Linked DNA regions of Homo sapiens: region 2 is linked to region 1. Evidence: chromatin contacts called from ENCODE Hi-C or POLR2A ChIA-PET data. All regions are on one chromosome and are shown on one strand. The core of a region is the stretch at or near the end of the contact, and the rest is flanking DNA. Distances in the headings are between cores, read along the strand shown. Region 1 overlaps LOC105370500 (a long non-coding RNA gene). Region 2 overlaps FERMT2 (FERM domain containing kindlin 2).

What was found. A loop is a pair of places that touch in the nucleus more often than their neighbours do. ChIA-PET counts read pairs that join two places held with the same protein, here RNA polymerase II (POLR2A).
Region 2: a loop to region 1 is called in a map of CD8-positive, alpha-beta T cell, with 2.4 times the contacts of the local background. The contact joins two enhancer-like sites. A Hi-C loop is called at or near these places in 1 of 168 maps with a recorded cell type or tissue (CD8-positive, alpha-beta T cell). POLR2A ChIA-PET finds 5 or more read pairs at or near these places in 7 of 52 experiments (A673, HEK293, PC-9 and 4 more).

What each region holds. Positions count from the first base shown.
Region 1 is chr14:52,843,082-52,846,485 of GRCh38, forward strand. The region is part of intron 1 of LOC105370500 (a long non-coding RNA gene); the gene reads left to right. Among named protein-coding and RNA genes, the nearest start is that of GNPNAT1, 53 kb to the left of the region's middle. Within about 2 kb of position 1,858, at least 6 of the 41 ENCODE cell types and tissues checked have a DNase peak (open chromatin) inside an H3K27ac peak, as active enhancers do; they include endothelial cell of umbilical vein, where a contact is called at or near this core.
Region 2 is chr14:52,901,606-52,905,009 of GRCh38, forward strand. The region is part of intron 3 of FERMT2 (FERM domain containing kindlin 2); the gene reads right to left. All of the region lies in intron 2 of LOC105370500 (a long non-coding RNA gene), which reads left to right. Among named protein-coding and RNA genes, the nearest start is that of FERMT2, 48 kb to the right of the region's middle. Within about 2 kb of position 1,691, at least 2 of the 41 ENCODE cell types and tissues checked have a DNase peak (open chromatin) inside an H3K27ac peak, as active enhancers do; they include endothelial cell of umbilical vein, where a contact is called at or near this core.

The DNA of each region.
Region 1 (3,404 bases), core at 608-3,107:
GCTCACTGCAACCTCCGCCTCCCGGATTCAAACAATTCTCCTGACTCAGCCTCCCAAGTAGCTGGAATTACAGACGCGCGCCACCACGCCCAGCTAATTTTTGTATTATTAGTAGAGAGATGGGGTTTCACCATGTTGGCCAGGCTGATCTCGAACTCCTGACCTCAAATGATCTGCCTGCCTTGGCCTCCCAAAGTGCTGGGATTACAGGTGTGAGCCACTGCAACTGGCCTAGGAATAAGATATTTCTAATAACAGTTTTTCTCTTAAAGATTCCAATAAATGGAAAGAAATACCATACCCGTGGATTGAAACATTCAATATTAAAATGTCACTTCTCCCCAAAGTAAAATAGAGATTTGGTACAATCTCAAGCATAATCCGAGCAGTCATTAATATATTAATAGGAGCTGAAAAGATGATTTAAAAATCTATGCAGGCCAGGCTTGGTTCATTTACTTTGCATATATTTGAATGTTTTCATAATAAAAAGTTTTTAAAAGCATTCATGAAATATAAAAACCAACTGATTGGATAGATCGTAGTTTGCTGCCATCCCTGTACCTTTCCTGGACAATGTTCAATTATCCATGTAAAGGGGACAGAACACATTGTACTATTACAAGCTTTGGAGCCATTTTGCAGCTATGTGGCTTTGAGAAAATTTCTTGACTTCTCCGTAGTCTGGTTCCCTCTTCAGGCTTGTTGCGTTCATGTGAGATCACACACCTCTGGTGTCGAGTGCGTTGTCAAGCCCCTGATGCACCATTGCTTGTTCAATAAGTGTTCATGACTGCTCATGGAGGAAAGTGGGGCAGAGATTACCTTTAGAAAAATGTATTCTTGGCCAGGTGCGGTGGCTCATGCTTGTAATTCCAGCACTTTGGAAGGGCGAGGCTGCCAGATCACCTGAGGTCAGGAGTTCGAGACCAGCCTGGCCAACGTGGTGAAATCCCGTCTCTAATAAAAATACAAAAATTAGCCAGGCGTGGTGGCGGGCACCAGTAATCCCAGCTACTCAGGAGGCTGAGGCAGGAGAATCGATTGAACCCAGGAGGTGGAGGTTGCAGTGAGCTGAGATCACACCACTGCACTCCAGCCTGGGTGACAGAGCAACACTCTGTCTCAAACAAACAAACAAAAACAAAAACAAAAAAAAACACAAAAAATTATTATTTGGTTTTGGAAAAATCCTTTTCTGTTTATTTTGAATGTGACTGATATTTGGGAACTGGCATGATAGGGTCATACTGCAGGAGATTTGGGTAAGAATAAATGAGAAAGGGGCTCTGCCCTTGCAGTAGACTCTTCACCTTCACACTTAACTTGAGAATTAACTCCTGAACTTTGTCTCCATGACATTGCCTCCACATTCCTGACAAATAGCACATAAAGGGATAATGCAGATGACCCTGACTTTTTTTTCTTGTTTGCCTTTTGAATTTGAGAGCACCTATCTCTGGATTGTTTTGATTGGGTCAGTATTTAAATTGGCTCTATTTCCTGTCTTTAAAACAGCTAGTAATAGAGAAGGCTAAGATTTTAGACCTAAAAATAGCAGAAAAAGGAAAAAAAATGTATATCCAGCTAATAAAAAAAAACTAAGCATATAATCACATCAAGCCCGGGCCTGGAATACTGTTCTGAGTTTCTTTTATTAGCAACTTTCACTTCCGTGTTCTCACATTGTTACGGGCTGATCTTTTCCTTTGGCTGGAGTTCTTTTCTTCTTTCAGTCAAGGAACTGGTTTAGGCACCTTCTCTACGCCAGGCCCTGTTAGGCACTGGGGACGTGCGGCTGAGGGTGGCCTCCTAGTTCTCAGGCTGGGAGACAGACACTGAGGACATAATAAGACCCCTGTGGGGACTCTTTAGAGAGGGTTGTCAGGGAAGGCCCCTCAAGATGTCTTGAGTGCAGACCTGTGGGATGAGAAGGGCTCTGCTGGTCTCTCTTCCTTGCTTTGCATAGTGTTGGTTATTGGTGTCATTTTTTTCTCTAGAGGACCTAGATGGAATTTACCAGAAAGAGCTGTCTTTGACGATTTATTTAGGGTCACGGTGTTTCCAAATCCCTTCACAGAAGTTGCTCTGAGCACCACAACATATTTTGTTTTAGAGAAGCAGATTTAAGCACATCTGCTCCGGGTCTAAGGTCTCTGTGCACTCCTAGCCATGTCACAAAAAGATTCCCACGCTTCAGCTCTCTTGCTGGTTATCTGTGATCTCGTTCCTTCCCTTTTGTCCTCCCCTGAGGATGTGCTCATGTGCTGGTGTCTGTTTCTGGCCCATCTCTCTCTCCTCATCCTAAATGTAAGGAGTGTCTTTAATGGACATTGGGCTTCCCATGGGTCTTCTCCATGACATCCTGTTTGGGAAGCTTCAGTGTGTTATACCACTTTATCTTAGACTTCTGTAAAACTTTTTTTGTTGCTTTCTCATTTTTGTTCCTCCACTGCTTTTTAAAAATACAAGCATTCAGCTGGATGCGGTGGCTCATGCCTGTAATCCCAGCACTTTGGAAGGTGGAGGCGGGTGGATCACCCGAGGTCAGGAGTTTGAGACCAGCCTGACCAACATGGTGAAACCCTCTCTCTACTAAAAATATGAAAATTAGCTGGGCTTGGTGGCGCATGCCTGTAATCCCAGCTACTTGGGAGGCTGAGGCAGGAGAATCACTTGAACCCGGGAGGCAGAGGTGCAATGAGCTGAGATCATACCATTGCACTCCAGCCTGGGCAACAGAGTGAGACTCCACCTTAAACGAACAAACAATATGAGCATTTAAACTAATTTAGGTTACAATTGATGCTTCACATGCATGTATTTTTAAAATGTTATTTATTTTAGAGATAGGGTCTCCCTCTGTCACCCAGGCTGGAGTGCAGTGGTGTAATCATGGCTCACTGTGGCCTTGAGGTCCTGGACTCAAGTGATCCTCCTGCCCCAGCCTTCCAAGTAGCTAGGACTACAGGTGTGCACGACCATACCTGGCTAATTCTTTTTTTTTTTTTTTTTTTTTTTTTTTTTTTTTTTTGAGATGGAGTGTTGCTCTGTTGCCCAGGCTGGAGTGCAGAGGCACGATCTCAGCTCACTGCAACGTCTGCCTCCCGGGTTTAAGCAATTCTTCTGCCTCAGCCTCCCAAGTAGCTGGGACTACAGGCAAGCACCACCACACCCGGCTAATTTTTGTATTTTTAGTAGAGACAGGGTGACAGGGTTTCACCATATTGGCCAGGCTGGTCTCGAACTCCTGACCTCATGATCCACCCGCCTCGGCCTCCCAAAGTGCTGGGATTACAGGCATGAGCCACCACACCCGGCATACCCAGCTAATTCATTCTTTCTTTCTTTCTTTCTTTCTTTCTTTCTTTCTTTCTTTCTTTCTTTCTTTCTTTCTTTCTTTC
Region 2 (3,404 bases), core at 441-2,940, 58 kb after region 1:
ACTTGCTGTTACTGGCTTTGAAGATAGAGGAAGGGGGCAACAAGCAATGTGGAGAGCCTCTAGGAGCTGAGAATGACCCCTAGCAGACAAGCCAGAGGGAATCTTAGTCTTACAATCACAAAGAACCAAATTCTACCAAGCAAAATTCATTCTCACAGCCTCCAGGAAGGAACGCAGCCCTGCTGACACCTTAACTTCAGCCACTTAAGAGTCTATAGAGGACACAGGTGAGCCACGTGTACACACCTTTAACCTACAGTGACTGTGAGATAAATTCGTGTTGTTTCAGGCTGCTAAATTTATGGTAATTTGTTATGGCAGCAATGCAACACCAACAAACCTTCTAACAGGAAAGACAGAGACCAAACAAAAAGAAAAATAACTTATGAGAAACAGACACAATGCAGACTACAGAGAACAAAACACAACGTGCTTAATGAAGAGGCTGAGAAAAAGACAATGACATCTAGAAGAGATAAACAGGATAATATAAAAAACAATGAGAGGCCGGGCACGGTGGCTTACGCCTGTAATCCCAGCACTTTGGGAGGCCGAGGTGGGTGGATCACTTGAGGTCAGGAATTCAAGATCAGCCTGGCCAACATGGTGAAACCCTGTCTCTACTAAAAATACAAAAATTAGCTGGGCATGATGGCGTGCATCTGTAGTCCCAGTTACTCAGGAGGCTGAGGCAGGAGAATTGCTTGAACCTAGGAGGCGGAGGTTGCAGTGAGCCGAGATTGCACCATTGCACTTCAGCTTGGGCGACAACAGCAAAACTCTGTCTCAAAACAAAAACAAAAAAAAAAGAGAGAGAGAGATTAAGAGACTTTAGATATTAACAACAGAGGGGGAAGGGTCCTTTCCATTATTTTCACTATTCTGTTGAAGTATAACTTATATAAAGTCCACAAATCTTAAATATATTTAAGAATACCTATATAACAAACATCCAGATAGAAATATAAAACACTGAAAACTGGCCAGACACAGTGTCTCATGCCTGTAATCCCAGCACTTTGGGAGGCCGAGGCGGGTGGATTACCCAAAGTCAGGAATTCGAGACCAGCCTGGGCAACATGGTGAAACCCCATCTCTACTAAAAATATAAAAATGAGCCAGGCATGGTTGTGAGTGCCTGTAATCCCAGCTACTTGGGAGGCTGAGGCAGGAGAATCACTTGAACCCAGGAGGTGGAGGCTGCAGTGAGCTGGGGTCACACCACTGTACTCCAGCCTGGGTGGCTGAGCAAGACTCCGTCTCAAAAAAAAAAAAAAAAAAAAAAACCCCAAAACACTGAAAATTAAAATGTGATAGCCACCAAAAAAAAAAAAAAAATCCAATATAAAGTCAAGCAAGTGGATCGATCCAAGAACAATGTCTGACTAACAGTAACAGCGAGAACAGAGAAAACAAAGAGGAGGAAATTACCAAGGAAATAATATTATGAAACAACTCTGCATAAATACAAGAAATATCCCCTGGTCAGAAGTCTCCATCACAATGAATGAAAATAAAACCCTAACCAGGCAGGGCACATTGTTACAAAATTTCAAAATGGCAGGGAAAAGAAAAGATCCTAAAAGTTTCCAGTGAGAAAAGGCAGTCTACAAAGAAGATTAAAAATAAAAATCAAGAACACTATTAGGAGGCCAGGCATGGTGACTCATGCCTGTAATCTCAGCACTTTGGGAGACGAAGGTGGGAGGGCTGCTTGAGGTCAGGAGCTCAAGACCAGTCTAGGCAACATAGTGATACCCCATCTCTACAAAAAATTTAAAAATTAGGCAGGCATGGTGGTGCACACCTGTAGTCTCAGCTACTGGAGAAGCTGAAGCAGGAAGATTACTTGAGGCCAGGAGTTAGAGATTAGAGTGAGCTGTGATTGTGTCACTGCAGTCCAGCCTGGGCAACAGAGCAAGACCCTGTCTCTTAAGAAAAGAAAATAAATAAAAGAAAAAAGAAAAAAAAAACACTACCAGGACTATTAATAGCAACATTGGAAGCCAAAAGATAATTTAACAATGACTTCCAAATTCTGAGAGAAAAATAATTTTTGATCCAACAATTCTATCAAAGGGCAGAATAAAGAGAAATATAGTATCTCAAAAATTTACATCCTATTCACCTTTTTCTTACTACCCTGATGGAGAATATATTCCACCAAAATAAGAGAGCAAATCAACACTGAGGAAAACTCAAAGATCAAATACAAGAGAGAAGATGATGCTGAAGGGAAATCCTAGGGCTGTGACTGTACACCTTGGCCAAGAAAATATTCACCCCAGAGTGCAAGAGGATGTCTAGGAAGAAAAAAAGAAAAGTGGGGAGATTGACTATAATCCAAAAATGTATTTGATCATGTTGAAAATTAAGGAGAATAACAGAAAGTAAACGAATCAGCAACAAATATATGTTGCAAAAGCAGCAAATGATAAAAAAGATATATGACACTTTGGAAAGCAAAGATGGGAAAACTGCTTGAGCCCCCAGGAGTTAGAAACCAGCCTGGCGCCTGTAATCCCAGCACTTTGGGAGGCCGAGGTGGGTGGATCACCTGCGGTCAGGAGTTTGAGACCAGCCTGGCCAACATAGTGAAACCTCATCTCTACTAAAAATACAAAAAGTAAGCTGGGCGCAGTGGCTCACGCCTGTAATCTCAGCACTTTGGGAGGCCAAGGTGGGCGGATCACCTGAGGTCAGGAGTTGGAGACCAGCCTGGCCAACGTGGTGAAACCACGCCTCCACTAAAAATTAAAAAATTAGCTGGGCATGGTGGCATGTACCTATAATCCCAGCTACTCAAGAGGCTGAGACAGGAGAATTGCTTGAACCTGGGAGGTGGAGGTTGCAGTGAGCCAAGGTCGCGCCATTGCACTCCAGCCTGGGTGACAGATAAAGACTCTGTCTCAGAAAAAACAAACAAAAACAACAAAAATTAGCCAGGCATGGTGGCATGTGCCTGTAATCCCAGCTACTCGGGAGGCTGAGGCATGAGAATCGCCTGAACCTGGGAGGTGGAGGTTGCATTGAGCCGAGATTGCACCACTGCACTCCAGCCTGGGTGAAAGAGCAAGACCCTTTCAAAAAAAAGAAACAAACAAACAAACAAACCAGCCTGGGAAATATGATGAGACCTAATCTCTAAAAGGAGGAGAAAAAAAAAAAAAGGCATACGAGACAGGAAAGGTAAAAATACACATTTTGGCTCAGGAAGTAAAAATGTCTGCTTTCTTAATGTAAACAATGACAGTGATTCGGCCAAAAATTATAATAGTTATAATAAAGAAGAAAGGGTTGAGGCCAGGTGAGGTGGCTCATGCCTGCAATTCCCAGCACCTTGGGAGGCTGGGGCAGGTGGATAACTTGAGGTCAGGTGTTCCAGACCAGCCTGACCAACATGG